2 separate regions of the Homo sapiens genome follow, and region 1 is linked to region 2. The links are chromatin loops, found by intact Hi-C in ENCODE. Cell type or tissue: MCF 10A. All regions are shown on one strand. Links, peaks and the distances in the headings refer to the core of each region. The heading gives the core; the rest is flanking DNA. Region 1 overlaps NR3C1 (nuclear receptor subfamily 3 group C member 1). Region 2 has its middle 70 kb from the start of ARHGAP26-IT1.

What was found. A loop is a pair of places that touch in the nucleus more often than their neighbours do. Peaks named below come from ENCODE experiments on the same cell type or tissue, not always from the same donor. Only the 100,000 strongest peaks of a DNase experiment are listed, where the experiment ranks them.
Region 1: it touches region 2 in a loop (5-fold over the local background); 2 of 110 quality-filtered maps call a loop at or near these places.

What each region holds. Positions count from the first base shown.
Region 1 is chr5:143,393,182-143,401,528 of GRCh38, forward strand. It overlaps NR3C1 (nuclear receptor subfamily 3 group C member 1), which reads right to left. Exons shown (of 9, transcript NM_000176.3): 2 at 6,475-7,671. The coding sequence starts at 7,658. Among named protein-coding and RNA genes, the nearest start is that of NR3C1, 6.3 kb to the right of the region's middle. RefSeq lists a silencer at 5,854-5,923 and an enhancer at 7,362-7,481. In MCF 10A, for the core only: no CTCF peak of the experiment used is centred there; DNase peaks (open chromatin) are centred at 4,320, 5,910, 6,630 and 7,480.
Region 2 is chr5:143,258,408-143,266,756 of GRCh38, forward strand. No RefSeq gene overlaps it. Among named protein-coding and RNA genes, the nearest start is that of ARHGAP26-IT1, 70 kb to the left of the region's middle. In MCF 10A, for the core only: no CTCF peak of the experiment used is centred there; DNase peaks (open chromatin) are centred at 3,564 and 4,144.

The sequences.
Region 1 (8,347 bases), core at 1-8,000, 130 kb after region 2:
TTTAAATCCTTATCTTATAAAAACACCAAATCTGCATTCACATCTATTTGTCTTACATTCGATAATCTATAAAGAAAATGTCAAAGAACCAACTTTGTTATACCATTCCCTACCCTAATTACTTCCCTCATCAAATTGACGGGTTAAAAGGATTGTGGAATTTTAGAAACACACACACAGGTGTTTTGAAAACAATTCAAACACAGTTGTAAAGAAAGTATTTTTGACTCCAAAGTACCTAGTTGGAGGCCATGGACTGTCTCCCTTAGCATTAGAAACTAGGTCTTTGGACTTTTAGTTGAGTATTTTTCTTCTGTTTCTACTACTGAATATCTAAATCAAATTCTTTGGAAGGGATGGTTAAAAAAATAAAAAAGCAAAATCTGCAATTTAAATAGTCTTAAAATTAAGGAAGCTCTTATCCTCAATAATTATAAAAGAAAACATTAAAACGATAACATAAAGTAAAACAGTGTCCATAACAAACTGGTAGAGCTTTAGTGTTCAGCATGTGACAATCATAAGGTCATAAGTCACAGCACTGCCCCAACCAGCATGAAATAATAAATCATGTAGTGAATTGTATCATTTCATAATAGCTTTCAAAATTTGGCTATCAAATATACTTTCATAATAGCCACAGCTAAATATTATGGACAGTTATGAAATCAACTAGAATAAAGGCTAATTTTATTGTAAAAAGAAATAGTAAGTTAACACTTTTTGCAACAAACTATGTCTTAAACACTGCATACTTATTGAACTCTCAAATTATTAGTTACAAAAATAAAAATTCAAGGTAAGATAATGCGTAAACATTTACAACTAATCATATCATTAAAACTTTTTTCCCCTTATATATATTTTTGGTGCCCTACAGTGAGAATGAAAAAAAAATTATAAAACAACAGGTACTTTCACTGAACTTGCTGCATTATAGACAGGATTAATGTTGTTGAAACTTGCTAAAAAGAAAAAATATTTAAAAGCACTCGAAATTAATACTTGGGTTACTCTGAAAAAGCATGTTTAAGCATGCAGCTCTATTGGGATGTAATTAATATTTAAATTGGACAAGTGATAAAATTCGGGGATAACACACTTTCATTCAAAATACTGAATTTAAGGAATGTATTGCAATATAAATGGTTTAAGTGACTGTCTAGCACTTGCAGAACCCCATAATTTATTCTGCATATTATGAAAAATTAATTTTCTCAATATTCCAGCAGAAAAATACATAACCCATAGAAATATATTACCAAAGAAAAGGGTTGCTCTCCAGTCAGTTGACAATGGCTGTAAAAGGGCACTATGATATATGAAATGATTATATCAACATTAAGACATTAGGTCGACTACATTCAAGTCATTAGATTTTCATTTATTAAACAGCAGCTTAAATAAAAATGAGAAAAATATGAACTTAATCTTAGCTAAAATAATCTTCAAGTAAAATGTGCATTTTATCCTTTTTTGATAATAAAGCATAGTAAGAAACAACATAACTCAAAAATTAGTATTATATAGCCATGGTCAGTTTTAGATTTCTACCTGAAATAAAAGAAATTAAATTGTAATTCTGATTGATGCATTCCCTTGTACCTATAGTCCTAAATTTTTCTTTTCTTAAACCTCTAATTCATGACAGTTGATCCAAACTGTTAGTTTTCAGAACTGATCTGGATATTCCTAAACTTATCTATAGCATCCCACATCTCTGTTGCTCCTCCCTCTTCACCCTCCACCCCCAATTAATTCATGAACTCCACTGGAAATTCTGTATTTAGAGACATTTACAACAGTATTGAGCACTAAGGAAAGCAACCTGTCACAATTAGGTGTCTGGGGGTTAAAACCACTGTCTACAAATAATTTTGAACTGCAATAAAATTCTATTTCTTTCTTAATATGTAAAATGAACAAAAATCACCATCACAAGTCACACCCTAATCTAGTTTAGCATAGAAATGATCACACATAATTCAACAGGGAAAGGAACACTTAGTAGACCTTTTCTTTTTTAAAATTGAAATTCTCAATAGGAATATTTTATTTACTTGAAAAATACAAAACCCAAGTATTAATAGAATATGCCAGAAGAAAATAAGAGCAGTCGGCTCTCTGAAGCTGCAGAAATAAGGACAGCATGGGCTTTTAAAAATCCTTTCTAAAGGTCAATATGTAATGGATTTTTTTTTGTAGTTATAGCTTAATTCAACAAAATTTTCTTGAAAACTCTTTATGCAACAGGAATCATCAATGTATATTTTCCATGACTCAGAAATATGAAAACAAGTGCCCATTAATCTGGCAAATACCTGTAAATATTGCATTACACAATTACTCTTGATGAAAATATTACCAGGATGTCCTCAGAAGGGTAAATGCTATTCAGCACAAACCTATTTTGCTTATTTAATTTGCCCACCTAAGTACTAGTACACAATGAGAACCCACTGCTCATTAAAATTAGGAATAATCATTAAAGTAAAAAAGAATGTGCTTTAAGAACTAAGCCTAAGCCTCAGACCTTGTCTAAGCTTAATGTAAATTAAGATTTCCTGGGCTGTTTCAGTCACCTGCAGGCCAGAGTAGACTAAGATTTATGTAACTAACCAATTAATGCAGATGTTCCGACTTTCACATTAGGCAGTCACATTAAAGTAAACCCTTTTGATCCAATCTTTCCTTCACTAAATCTCAAAAGGCCCCTAAAGTGATCTCTACCCACATATCCATTTCACTATTAATACAATTTGCATTTAACCTACATTTATGCAAGGTATATTTCAGAATAAGTCTTTCATAAAATGTATAAACATTAAATAAGTAGCAAAAGTGGTCAGACTAAAATACATGTAACACAAATAGACAAGACCAAAATAACATATGAATTATGTTACCAATTATAAAAATACAAGGGGACTAGCCATAGAAACATCGTAAGTAATTTCAATAAAATCTGACCACATGCTAGTCACATATTTCTGCATTAGTCATTTCACACTAAAATGACACACCTGAATACACAGTGTGTTTTAAAAACTTTTTTTACTAATCATGTAGCCATAACAAGTTACAGATTTAAAAAATAAGATTCTCATCATAAAGCTAAAAATAAGTGAAAATATATTTAAAAAGAAATCTCCTTTAACATTCAGAAATCACTTTACATAAATGAGTACCAGAAATATTAAGCTTAAAAAACACTGAAACACCCATTGCCAGAATCTTTAGAAGGAAAAGAAAAAGAAAAAAGGTAGGAAGTAAAGAAAGTATCCATGGGGGTGAGGGTAAATCACAGTCAAAACAAATCTCTTCTCTTCGTATTTCCTCTTTTTCTGAGAAAACATTCAACATGATGTTAGCAGAATTTGCTTCATTCATTCTGTATTTGTACAGGTCTTCAATTTCATTACTTTTATAAAACCAGATACAGATGCGATTACTAATGAGACATTAAAATCTACATAAATTTTAGTAGCTTCATTAAGTGCCAATCATCACTTAATTTTAGACTCTGCCGAAAACTGAATTTACAAGTTCATCCTACATCATTCATTCTCTCCAATAATCCCTCCCTTCAGGATACGAACAATTTTTTAACACTAAAATTTCAACATAATCCCAATAAAAGCTCTAATACCACCTAAAACCATTTCTGTTCTCTACCTCTGTCATTAATGCTTAAATGAAACAAGGCTGAAAATCAAATAATGCAGAAATGTGCCTTCGTCAATAAGTTTATGCTAAATGTACTGAACTTCAGTATTTTTAAAAGCATATTAAGTTAGAATGACTAGTTTGTTTTACTTAAAGAATAGATTTTGAGAATAAGGTTTCTCTTGTTTTACTATAAATGAACTTAGAAAATGCTTTACTAAGCTCAATCATAATATTCATAATTTTACAATTTTATGTGATAATTCAATGTTGTGGTGGAAGGAAGGAATTGCCTCTTCCCACCCCCAGAGAATAAAGTGAGGATTTTTTTTTAAGTATTCTGATAAAAACAATTTTAGGTGGCATTTTAAAAAGTCAAATTGCAATTTATAACTTTTTTTAATTTAAAAGGAATTCAAGTTATTAGTGGCATTTAATATTTTTCTTCGTAAAGTCAGAAGGTCAGTATTCAAGTTGTGGTCTCAATGTGTTGATTATTTGCTGATCACTCAGGGTCACTGGTCATAGCAAATGTTTGGCTACAGTCATGTAACATATAGAGAAGAGAAAGCAACTAATTTTAGCTATATCAGGGCTGTTGTTTGGAAACAATAGACTAATTCAATGATGGTTTAAAAGAAACACTGTTTCAATTTATTTGGATGAAGCTTTGTTTTGGGTAATCATAGTTCCCAGTGCTAAGTTAATGCCATAAGGTATAAAATCTTCAAATATTAACAAAATACCCTGTATAAAGTATTATACCTTCTTGTTAGGACACAGACTACTGATTATATTTCCCAATCACAGATTGGCATAAAAATAATAATTTCATTTGATATTAAAGAACTTCTAAAGAGCCGCATCATCATTGCCTTGCCTACTACCTCCATAAGGTTATGGGACCCAAATTAAAAATACGTAAAGATACTTTATGTCATGAAGTACTATAAAAGTTAAAGCATTAAAATCACCTTTAGTGATTTAAGAGTAACTATGTTCATCTACTTATACTCTATATCCCAGATTTTATAGGGTTTAAAAGTTCATAGCAAATGGAAAATAAGTTTTGTCCCTTGCCTTTTCTTTATAGTAAGGAAAATGAAAACCATGCCATGATGATTATCAGGGCAAAATCCATTAATAATCCCCAAGAGTTTCCTAAGATGTTTTATTTTTCTTTGTATAATTACATGTTTTATAAATCAATTTAAGAGTTTCCTACAGATAGCTTAGTCAAATCAACCGTACTTAACTCTTTTAAGAAAACCAAGTATGCGAATTCTATTGCCAAAAATTTGCAATTGAAAATTTTAAAACACAGCATGTCTTTTAGCATTTAAAACACAACAGCTTATGCAATAATAAAGATCTCAAATCTCCTTACTGAAAAGATTTTAAACCTTCAACTCAGGTTGAAGTAGTGTTCTTCTAAATAAAGGATAATTATTTAAACAATAGATTAGGAGGTAGTTCACATTAAGACATGTAAGAACCAAGGTTTTTTGGTTTTTTTTTTTTTTTTTTTGACAACTAAGCCTTTTAGAAGAACAGAACATAGCCTAAATCTAATTCTAAATTATTTCCCTAACAAGAAAAGCTTCTTAAGTACAGAGGAAAGAAAAGAGACATCCTCCAGGTTAGGATAGCTTTCACAGAAAAAGGATTTTCAAAAATCTGAATAACTAGTTAATGGGAACGATGAATATCACTAACATTTAAGAAAAAACTTCAATAGTTACATACAAATAAATCACTGTCTACCATGTCTTCTTTTAAAAAAACCCGCTGATTAATCAATCTTGTGTCACTACAATCCACATTTTTATATTTTCCTTCACAACTAAAATGGATATAAAACCTAGCATTTATCTGAATTGGGGATGAGGTTACGGGGTAGAGAAATTCACCCCTACCAACACGTATATCTACATTTAGAACTTTTTTCTGATAATTCCATTTTCTGACCTTTTTGGGTCAGACAAAAATATCAGTATGCTTATAAACGACTGAGTAAAAAAAAGAGAAAAATCAAACGAAAGCTGAAAATTGAAGCTTAACAATTTTGGCCATCAGTTATCTACTTGAGAACTTGCAGGAACATTTGAACGTAAAATTTTGTTTTGCACCATGTTGACACCAATTCCTCTCTTAAAGAGATTGATCAGCAGACATAACTTGTCTACTTTATGGCAAGAACCCTGTGAGCAAGACCTGTGTCTAATACTATGGTCTGGTACACTGTTCACTGCATTGCTTTAGCAACTTCAAAACTCAAATTCTTTAACAGAAGATTCAGTTTGAAGAATAGGGCTCTTTGTTAGTACTTCTGCTTTTAACTCTTTAATCTCAAGCTAACACTTAACGAATTTACAAATAAGGCAGCACAACTTTTGACTATGTAAGTAAGGGTATCATTTATTGTAATATAAGAACATATTCTAAAACAGCTGAATGACCATGCACAACACAATATGATATTATGAGACATTATACTCTCCTGAATTTATATAATTTTTCGTTAAGATATCTGTTAATGAGCAACATTATTTTAAAAATGTTAAATAAAATCCTCACCGTTGGCCAATGGGATACTGAAAACCACTATTTAAGGAAAAAACCTGAAATGGTTACGTACAGATGTCACTTAGGTTGTCTACCTTTCCTACTTTCAAAAGGCCACTTAAACTTATTCATATAAAAAAGCACATGAATCTTTAGAGAACACATATAAATCAATGAAGATTTACATCTATTAATCTACCTTAAATGTACCATTCTTAAGAAACAGAAAAACACTGATCTTACCTTGAATAGCCATTAGAAAAAACTGTTCGACCAGGGAAGTTCAGAGTCCCCAGAGAAGTCAAGTTGTCATCTCCAGATCCTTGGCACCTATTCCAATTTTCGGAACCAACGGGAATTGGTGGAATGACATTAAAAATAGGCTTCTGATCCTGCTGTTGAGAAAGGGATGCTGTATTCATGTCATAGTGGTACATCTGTCCTCCAGAGGTACTCACACCATGAACAGAAATGGCAGACATTTTATTACCAATTATATTTGCTCCAGGAAAGCTTGCCTGACAGTAAACTGTGCCCAGTTTCTCTTGCTTAATTACCCCAGGGGTGCAGAGTTCGATGAAATCTTCTTTTTCTGTTTTCACTTGGGGCAGTGTTACATTACTGGGGCTTGACAAAACCAGATCTCCATTATCCTTAATTTTGGGTTTAGTGTCCGGTAAAATGAGAGGCTTGCAGTCCTCATTCGAGTTTCCTTCCAAAAGGAATGAATCGTCTTCTCCCGCCAGAGGAGAAAGCAAACAGTTTTCATCTATCAACAGGTCTGATCTCCAAGGACTCTCATTCGTCTCTTTACCTGGGGACCCAGAAGAAAACTCCAAATCCTGCAAAATGTCAAAGGTGCTTTGGTCTGTGGTATACAATTTCACATTGCCACCGTTGGTGCCAGTCTGGCCCTTCAAATGTTGCTGTTCTGAAGATACATCAGAGTGAGTTTTTGGAAACTCCTTCTCTGTGGGGGCAGCAGACACAGCAGTGGATGCTGAACTCTTGGGGTTCTCTGGAACACTGGTCGACCTATTGAGGTTTGCAATGCTTTCTTCCAAAAGCTTTAAGTCTGTTTCCCCCGAGGAAAGGCTGATTTGGCCCTGCTGTGGGAATCCCAGGTCATTTCCCATCACTTTTGTTTCTGTCTCTCCCATATACAGTCCCATTGAGAGTGAAACTGCTTTGGACAGATCTGGCTGCTGCGCATTGCTTACTGAGCCTTTTGGAAAATCAACCAAAAGTCTTCGCTGCTTGGAGTCTGATTGAGAAGCGACAGCCAGTGAGGGTGAAGACGCAGAAACCTTCACAGTAGCTCCTCCTCTTAGGGTTTTATAGAAGTCCATCACATCTCCCCTCTCCTGAGCAAGCACACTGCTGGGGTTTTCTTCTCTACCAGGAGTTAATGATTCTTTGGAGTCCATCAGTGAATATCAACTACAAAACAAAAAACAAAAACGGGGGGAAAACATCATAAGCTCTAAAGTCACATTATCTTCCTGATCCGATTAGTAAGAGGCAGCTTGTTAAATGAACCTTTTAGTTAACTCCGAATCAAATTCTTTGTTACCAGAAGAGTAGTTTCTATCTTCCAGAATAAAAAGCCATGTCCCCTGCTCCCATTCAGCATGCCACATTTAAAAGTACAATGCAATCCATTTGCACAGCTGAGGGCAAAAGTGTATCGAACTAAGCTTGGCTATTCATCCTGCCGCTCACTGAACGTGTAGCTTTGTTAATCACAGACATTATAATTCATTACATCTGATTATTCTGAAGGTTCAAGTTGATGTCAAAGTATTTAATTTCAAAAAAAGGAAGTGTGATCATTAAAATTCCTACCTCTTTTCAATCACGGCTGTTTGCTTTTCTGAGAACCAATACATATAACATTTGATAAATACTATGCTAGAATTCTCAATCCCTAATTACTTCCAAATTTCCCTCCTACCAGCTAGTCACACATCCAAACCTTTGAGTACAACCAACTGGTGAACCATGCACGTTTTCTTTGAAAAATAAACAATGCTGATCTGCTTATCTTCCGACAGGCTGGGAAAAGGCTTTTTAACCCATACTTCTGACTGGATGTGCCTACCTCCAAATTTTGGAT
Region 2 (8,349 bases), core at 167-8,166:
TCACCCAGGCTGGAGTGCGGTGGCACTATCTCAGCTCACTGTAACCTCTGCCTCCCGGTACTAAAGCAATCCTCCCACCTCTGCTTCCCGAGTAGCTTGGACCACAGGCGTGCACCACTATGCCTGGCTAATTTTTTTGTATTTTTTATAGAGACAGAGTTTCGCCGTGTTGCCCAGGCTAGTCTCGAACTCCTGAGCTCAAGTGATCTGCCTGCCTCTGCCTCCCAAAGTGCTGGGTTTACAGGCGTGAGCTACCGCCCTCAGCCCTTATCCTATGCTCTTAACCACAAATTACACTCCACATAGTTCCTGACTCATACTACTTGCTAGGTAATATTAATGGCGGTCTATGCTTAATTGCTGATAGCTTTCTGATGAAGTCATTTTGGGTAGATTCATCCTGCTCTATCTTTAATTGTGTTGAACTAAAATCAAAAGCAGGTATTTTCCCCCCTGCCCGGTCCCCACAGGCAAATTCTTCTAAAAGAGCACAGATTATATTGTTGATCCAGCCATTCATCATTTTCATCCATGTCGTCATCAGATATTTACTGAATGCTTTGTAGTAGACACTGTGATTGAATCTAAAATATCCTTTCTACCTCTAGAGAATTAGGATTTTTAGCCAATGATGATAAATCTGCTCTCCCTTGTCACAGATTGGTTGAGGGGTGGGCCGACCCTAGCCTGTTTGGGCCAATGAGAGGTGAGTACAGGGCTGTCAGGATCTTCTGGGAAGAAGCCCTACCTCCACCGCCCTCAAGCTGGTCTCTCCATCTTGCAGCCCGAGGGAGGCCTGATGTGGCGTGAGGCTGTGGTCTGCAGAGTGGAAGGCTCCAAGAACCTGGTTTGGAGTCTCACCTTCTGTGTCTCCAGTTAATACGAGGTACAGCTTTCCTTTTTTTCATTGCTTAGGCTGATTTGAGTGGAGTTTCTAGCACTTGCAGCCCAGTTTCAGAGATTCCTCCACGGTAAGTACCTGCCCAGGTGCCTCAGGGCGTCTCTCTCACCCTGGAGAGGCAGGTGCTCGGCAGCACCTGGGCCTGCTCGGTTATGGCTCTTGACAGGCACTCCTATTACCCATCTCCCGTGCTTGAATGTAGGCTCCCTGTGGACAAGGACACCTCCCAATTCATTTTGGGATCCCCAGGGCCAACCTCGCAGGATGCATGTGGTGGACAACTGCTGTAGATGAAGGGAACCGTTATGGGGGGTTGTGTGTGCGTTTCCTCTGAAAGAACTGAAGGTTCAGGGAGGGGATTTACATGTTTGCGTATCTACTCTCTGTGCCAGGTGTTTTACACATACGTAAATTCATTTCTTCCTTGTAGCAATCCCAAGAGCCAGCCACAGCAGCAATTCCATGTTTTATAGATAAAGAGCCTGAAGCTTTCATCTAGAGATGAAATAACACTTATTTAAGGTCCCACAACTAGTAAATGTGCTAGGAAATGCTTAAGAATAGAGCTTGAAAAAGCCCTTTAATGATTCTCTCTCTCTACAATTTTTGTAAGTATATCTATGTAAGATAGATGGGTAACATTTTCTTCAATTCTGGTTTATAGTGGCTTAGGGTCATTATTTCAGATATTGGTTTTCATCAATTAATTAAATTTTTTGATTAGCACAAAATTTCCCCCAGACTTTACTGAGGTATAATTGACAAAATTGTATATATTTAAGTTGTGCAACATGATGCTTTGATATATATATATATATAGTGAAATGATTACCACAATCGAGTTAGTGAATACATCCATCACTTCACAAAGTTACCTTTTTTTGTGTGGTAAAAAAGTAACTTTCTGATCTTTCTTGGCAGATTTCAAGTATACAATACAGCATAATTAGTTGTAGTCACCATGTTGTACATTGGATTGCCAGAACGTATCCATCTTATAGCTGACGGTGTGTATCCCTTCACCAGCACCTCCTGTTTCCCCTACGTCCTAGCCCCAGGAAACACCATTCTACTCTCTGTTTCTATGAGTCTGACTTTTTTTAGATCTCATAGATAAGTGTGACTATGTGGTATTTGTCTTTCTGTTCCTGGCTTATTTAGCATAATGTCCTCCAAGTTCATCCATGTTGTTGCAAATGACAGGATTTCTTTCTTTTTTATGACTGAATAGTATCCCATTGTGTGTGTGTGTGTGTGTGTGTGTGTGTGTATATATGTATTTCTTTTTTATGACTGAATAGTATCCCATTGTGTGTGTGTGTGTGTGTGCACACACACAAATGGGCAAAGAAATGTAGAGTGTATCCCACACAATGGGATACTAGTCAGTCATAAAAAAGAAAGAAATACACACACACACACACACACACACACACACACACACTACATTTCTTTGTCCATTTATCTGTCCAAAGACACTTAGATTGTTTCCCTGTCTTGGCAATTGTGAGTAATGCTGCAGTGAACATGGGAGTGCAGATGTCTCTTTGAGATACTGATTTTGTTTCCTTGAGGTGTATATCCAGAAGTGGGGCTGCTGGATCATATGGTAGTTCTATTTTCAATTTTTTGAGGAATCTCCCATAGCATTTCCTATAATGGCTGTACTCATCAAACATTAAGAGATATTATAGATATCTTGTAATTAGATGCTAATCAGTGTACTGAGTTCTGAGTGTACATGAGCAATACAAAAGTAGGCCTTGGCTTTCAAGCACACACATCTATGGTGTCACGAACTTGGCTTGAGTGTGTGTTGACCCTTACAGCCCCTGCTAACATCCTAGAATTTTGGATTTGGAGTGTAAACAGTAAAGTTGCACTCATTTTCTTTAAAGATAGAATGCTAAAAACTATTATCAGTGGATTTTAGTGTTCTGGTTAGTTGGCCCTTTGTTGATCTTCATTATAATTGAGATTTTTCAGCTTTTTTCCAGACAATTGAACATCATTGATGATGTTAATTACTGTCTTTGAGGCAGATTTCGGCCCACATACCCATAATTGGCAGGGCAAACAAAGAATCCTTTTAGGATTATATTTAATGCAGTGCTTTATTCCCATGTTATAGATACAGAGCAGAATCTCTTATAAAACACCTCACTCTCCAGAAACTTCAGTATGTTCTAGATAAATTTGTACTCAGGGTACAAAGTAATGCTGAGACGTTTTCCCTGTGCTCCTAAAGGCCAAAAGATGGATCTGGCTAGAGCAAGGAGTGCTTGTGAAAAATGTTTTGTTCAGCTCTGTACTGTATATTTTTTGATAAACTGTTTTTTTAAAATGAATTCTTGGGACACATCAACTATGAAAGAGGTTGCAGCACATCCAGCCTTTCACCTGAGTCCCTGGCAGTTTTGTATATGAGAGGTGGTATATTAGCTTTCTGGTTCCTGTTTGCAATTTGATAGTGCGTTTTTTGGACTCTTTGCCACAAAGAGGTATGTAATCTGTGGCCTACTGTATTTGAGTAGGAAGCAGCTAAACTGTTCATGGCCCCCGGTCACAAAGATGATGCCATGTTTGATCTGTTCCATCACCCTGCTCTGACACACTGTATTTTTAAAACTTGAGATATGATTCACCCTTTCAAAGTGTAATTCAGTGGTTTTTAGTATATTCACAAAGTTGCGCAACCATCACCATCATCTAATTCCGGAACATTTTCATCACTTGAAAAAGAAACCTTGTACCCATTGCCAGTCACTCCCCATTCCGCTGCTTCCCTTTGCTTTTGGTAGCCACTAATCTACTTTCTCTCCTATGGATCTGCCTATTTTGAACACCTCATATAAATGGAATCACACATTATGTGGTCTTTTGTGACTGATTTTTTCTATTTAGCAATGTTTTCAAGGATCATCCGTGTCGTTGCATTTAATAGTACCTTATTCTTATTCATGGCTAAATAATATTCTATTGTATGCAGAGGCCACATTTTATTTATCCATTCATCAATTGATGAACATTTGGGTTGTTTTCACCTTTGACTATTGTGACTACAGTAATTCCCCCTCTATTTATGGGGGATACATCCCAAGACCCCCAGTGGATTCCTGAAACTGCAGATAGTACCAAACCCCATTGTGATAGTCTGTCTGGTAACCAAGATGGCTACTAACTGACTAATGGGTGAGTAGTGTATGTATAGCATGGATACACTGGACAAAGGGATGACTCATGTCCTGGACAGGACAGTGGGATTTCATCATGCTACTCAGAATGGTGCATGATGTCAAACTTTCAAATTGTTTATTTCTGGAATTTTAATATTTTCAGACTCTGTGGGTAACTGAAACTGTGAAAAGTGAAACCACAGATGAGGGGGACTACTGCAGTGCTGTTATGAACATTCATGCACAAGTTTTTGTGTGATTATATGTTTTCAGTTCTCTTGGGTATATATCTAGGAGTGGATTGCTGGATTATATGGTAACTCTGTGTTTAACTTTTTGAGGAAATGTTTTCTATGGTGGATGTACCATTTATATTCCCAGTAATGTATAGGGGTTCCAGTTTCTTAGTATTCTTGCCAATACTTGTTATCGTTCATCTTTTTACTTATAAATTTCCTAGTGGATGGTGACCCACTATATTTTGCTGGAAGAAATGTATAATCATCATATTTTCACATTTTCAGCCTTAAAGGCCTATTCAATACAAAAATAATCATTTTCTCTAAATCTTTATCTTTTACCTATTGAAGGCTATCATTGGAATAATTCAGTTATGTTATTTACTTGAACTTATAGGCTAATCATTGAAAATTCTTAATTATGACTTGAACTTTTGCCAGCTCTGAGGTGGATTTTATTGAAAATTTCAACCACATCTAAAAAAACTCATTATTTAGATGAAATTTAAAAATTATTTTAAATCACTTGACTATGTTCCCTTGCCCCAGACTATTTCCAGTGCCTCAGACAGTTAAATAATGTTATTGAAACAACTACAAACACAAGATTTTCAAAGTCATTACTAAACATTGCAGAAGAAATATTTGCTTCCTTGCTTTATAAGTCACCGTGGCCAGTGCCTTTGAAGATATTTTCAAATTGTTTACTGGCATTGTGCATTAAACTCTTTCTTCAGAGTAGGCTCTGTGAGCCAGAAAAATAGTAACCTTTTTCTTTGTTAATACTAAAATTTATGTTGACCGTATGATTCACAAACTTTTGACATTATGTTATCTCCTTGTGGTGGTTACATTATCCCTTTGAAGACAGATATTAATATTCTTCTTGTATATATGAAAAATATACTCAGAAAGATTAACAATTGCCCAAGGATTCACAACTAATAAGTTGCTCATGTAGGCTTTCGATTTCATTTCTCTTGATTTTTTTCCCTCACAGCTGTGAACCCCGTATATCTGAGACAGGTCTCAGTTAATTTAGAAAGATTTTTTTGCCAAGGCCTGTCATGACACAGCCTCAGCAGGTCCTGACCACATATGCCCAAGGTGGTCAGAATACAGTTTGGTTTTATACATTTTAGGGAGACATGAGACATCGATAAACACATGTAAGATGAACATTGGTTCAGTCTGGAAAAGGTGGGACAACTCCAAGTGGGGAGGGGGCTTCCAGGTCATAGGTAGATAAGAGACAAATGGTTGCATTCTTTTGAGTTTCTGATTAGCCTCTCCAAAGGAGGCAATCAGATATGCATTTATCTCTGTGAGCAGAGAGATGACTGATTAGAATGAGAGGCAGGTTTGCCCTAAGCAGTTCCCAGCTTGACTTTTCCCTTTAGCTTAGTGATTTTGGGGCCCCAATATTTATTTTCCTTTCTCACAGAACTCTCTTCTAAATGTAGAATGTTCTCTTAACAAATATAAAAATGATGATATTAATACAATTCTCAATAGTTGCTCTTACTGCTTTAGTGATATGAGAAAACAAAAATTTAACTTAAAGTCTCAGTAACATCTGCATTTACAAGTCTCTGGTCTACCAAAACACCCATTCACTTAGAATAGTGCTAGGCCCTGGAGAAACAGCTGGGTCAAGACATGGCCCTGGCTGGGTGTTGTGGCTCACACCTAGCACTTTCGGAGGCTGAGGTGGGTGGATTGCTTGAGCCCAGGAGTTCAAGACCAGCCTGGGCAATTAAACCTTGTCTCTACAAAAATTAGCTGTGAGTGGTGGCATGCACCTGTAGTCCCAGCTACTTGGGAGGCAGAGGCAGGAGGATCATTTGAGCCCAGGAGGTGGAGGTTGCAGTGAGCTGAAATTGTGCTATGGCACTCCAGCCTGGGTGACAGAGTGAGACCCTGCCTCAAAAAAAAAAAAAAAGTATATGGCCCTGTTGGTGAGAAGATCTCACTTTAGGGAGTGTAGACAAATCAATTGACTGTAATGTGTGTGCTGGATGCTGTAAAAGAGATGTGTCTTGTGGTATACAGGGGAGGGGATGGGCCCTGGAAAAGCCTTCCCTAAGATGATGTGTATGAAAGAACCAGATCAGAGAATGGCAGTTCAGGTAGAGGTAGCTCTATGAGCTGAATGGTATGGAGGACCAGAGGAGATGTCGACTGGAAATTTCAAGTGGTCTCAATGATGCAAACTTGGGGTGTATTTGCATATATTGAGTTAAAAGTTTGTGTTGGGGAAGATGGAACAGAAAATAGGCCTAAAGAGGTAAGTTAAGACTAATTTGAGAAGGGCCTTGCCAAATGTCTTTGGTTTTCTATTCAATCTATGGAAAAGCATCAGAGGCTTTTGAATGGGAGACCTGCATGATCAGATCTGATTTAGAAAGAAAATGGAAAGCGGTGGTGAGGATGGTTTGTGGTGCAGTGAGAAAACAATCAGGACAATCAGTTGAAGGTTTTTGCTGTGACTCAGGTGAGGAATAATAAGGACCTGTATGGCAGAGCTAGTGGTACTTTAAAAAAAAGACAGGTATTCCAGGTTTTTTAGTTGGCAAGTAGAATTTTCATATGTTAGTGATGGTCACAGTTTGTAACCTGAGAATGTTTATTTGAGCTATTTTCTAGTTCTTAATGTTCTTTACTAAAGAAGGACATCTAAGTCTGTGACTTACTGATTTTTTTCTAAAGGCAGTATTTGTTGGCTCACGGAAGTTGCAGATTGCCTTACAGAGAACTCTGATTCTGCAAGTTTGAGGGTTTTTTGCATTTGTTTTTAAACTTCAAATTTATTGAGACCTAATTTACATACAGTAAAATTCACCCTATTTAGTGTAGAGTTCACAGTTTTGACAAACATATATCGTCAAGTATGTAACTACCACCACAATCAAGGTATCAACCTATAAAGTTCTTTCCTGTGCCTTTGTAGTCAGCTGCCTCCTCTAACCCCCAGCACCTGGCAACCACTGATGTGATTTCTGTTCCTATGGATTTGCCCTTATTTACATAATATCACATAGATGGAATCATACAGTATGAAACCTTTTGTGTCTGACTTCTTTCACTTAGCATAGTACTTATGAGATTCATTCATGTTAATGCATGTACCAATTATTCACGTTGACTGCTGAGTAGTATTTCCTTGTAGGAATATACCACAAATTATTTATCTTTTCATTTGTTGATGGATGTTTTTATTGTGTCCACTTTTTAACTGTTGTAAGTAAAGCTGCTGTGAACATTCATGTACAAATGAACACATCTTTACATGGACATATAATACTTTTGGGTTAGTACCTAGAGGTTGAAAGTCTAGATTATATGGGAGATGTATATTTAACTTTTTACGAAACCACCATACTGTTTGTCATAGCAGTTGTACCATTGTAGATTCTCATCAGTAGTGTATCAGAGTTCCCCTTCCTCCACATCTTCACCAACACTTGGTATGGTCAGTCTTTTAAATTTAGCGTTGTAATAGGTACATAGTGATATCTCATTGGGTTTAGTTTGTATTTCTCTAATGACTAATAATGATCATCTTTTTATGTGTCTATTCTCTATCTGCATTTCTTCTTGGTGAAGAATCTATTTAAATATTTTGCCCATTTTTGTGGGGTGAGGATTTTTTTTTCTTATTTTTGAGCTTTGAGAGTTCTTTACATATTCCAGACACACAAGGTTTTTTTTTTTTTTTTTAAATCAGGTTTATGCTTTGCAAAGATTTTTCTCACAATTTTTGGCTTGTCTTTTCATTCCCATAAAATTGTCTTTTGAAGAGTAGATATTTTAAATTTTGATGAAGTCCAGTTTATCAATTTTTTAAATGAATTATGTTTTTAGGGTCATGTCTAAGCAATTTTTGCCTAACCCAAGGTCACAAAGATTTTCTCCATTGGTTTATTCACCAGTTTTATAGTTTTAGATTTTACATTCACGTCTTTTTTCCATTTTGAGTTAATTTTTGTATATGATGTGACCTATGGATCCAAGTTCATTTTTAAAAACATAC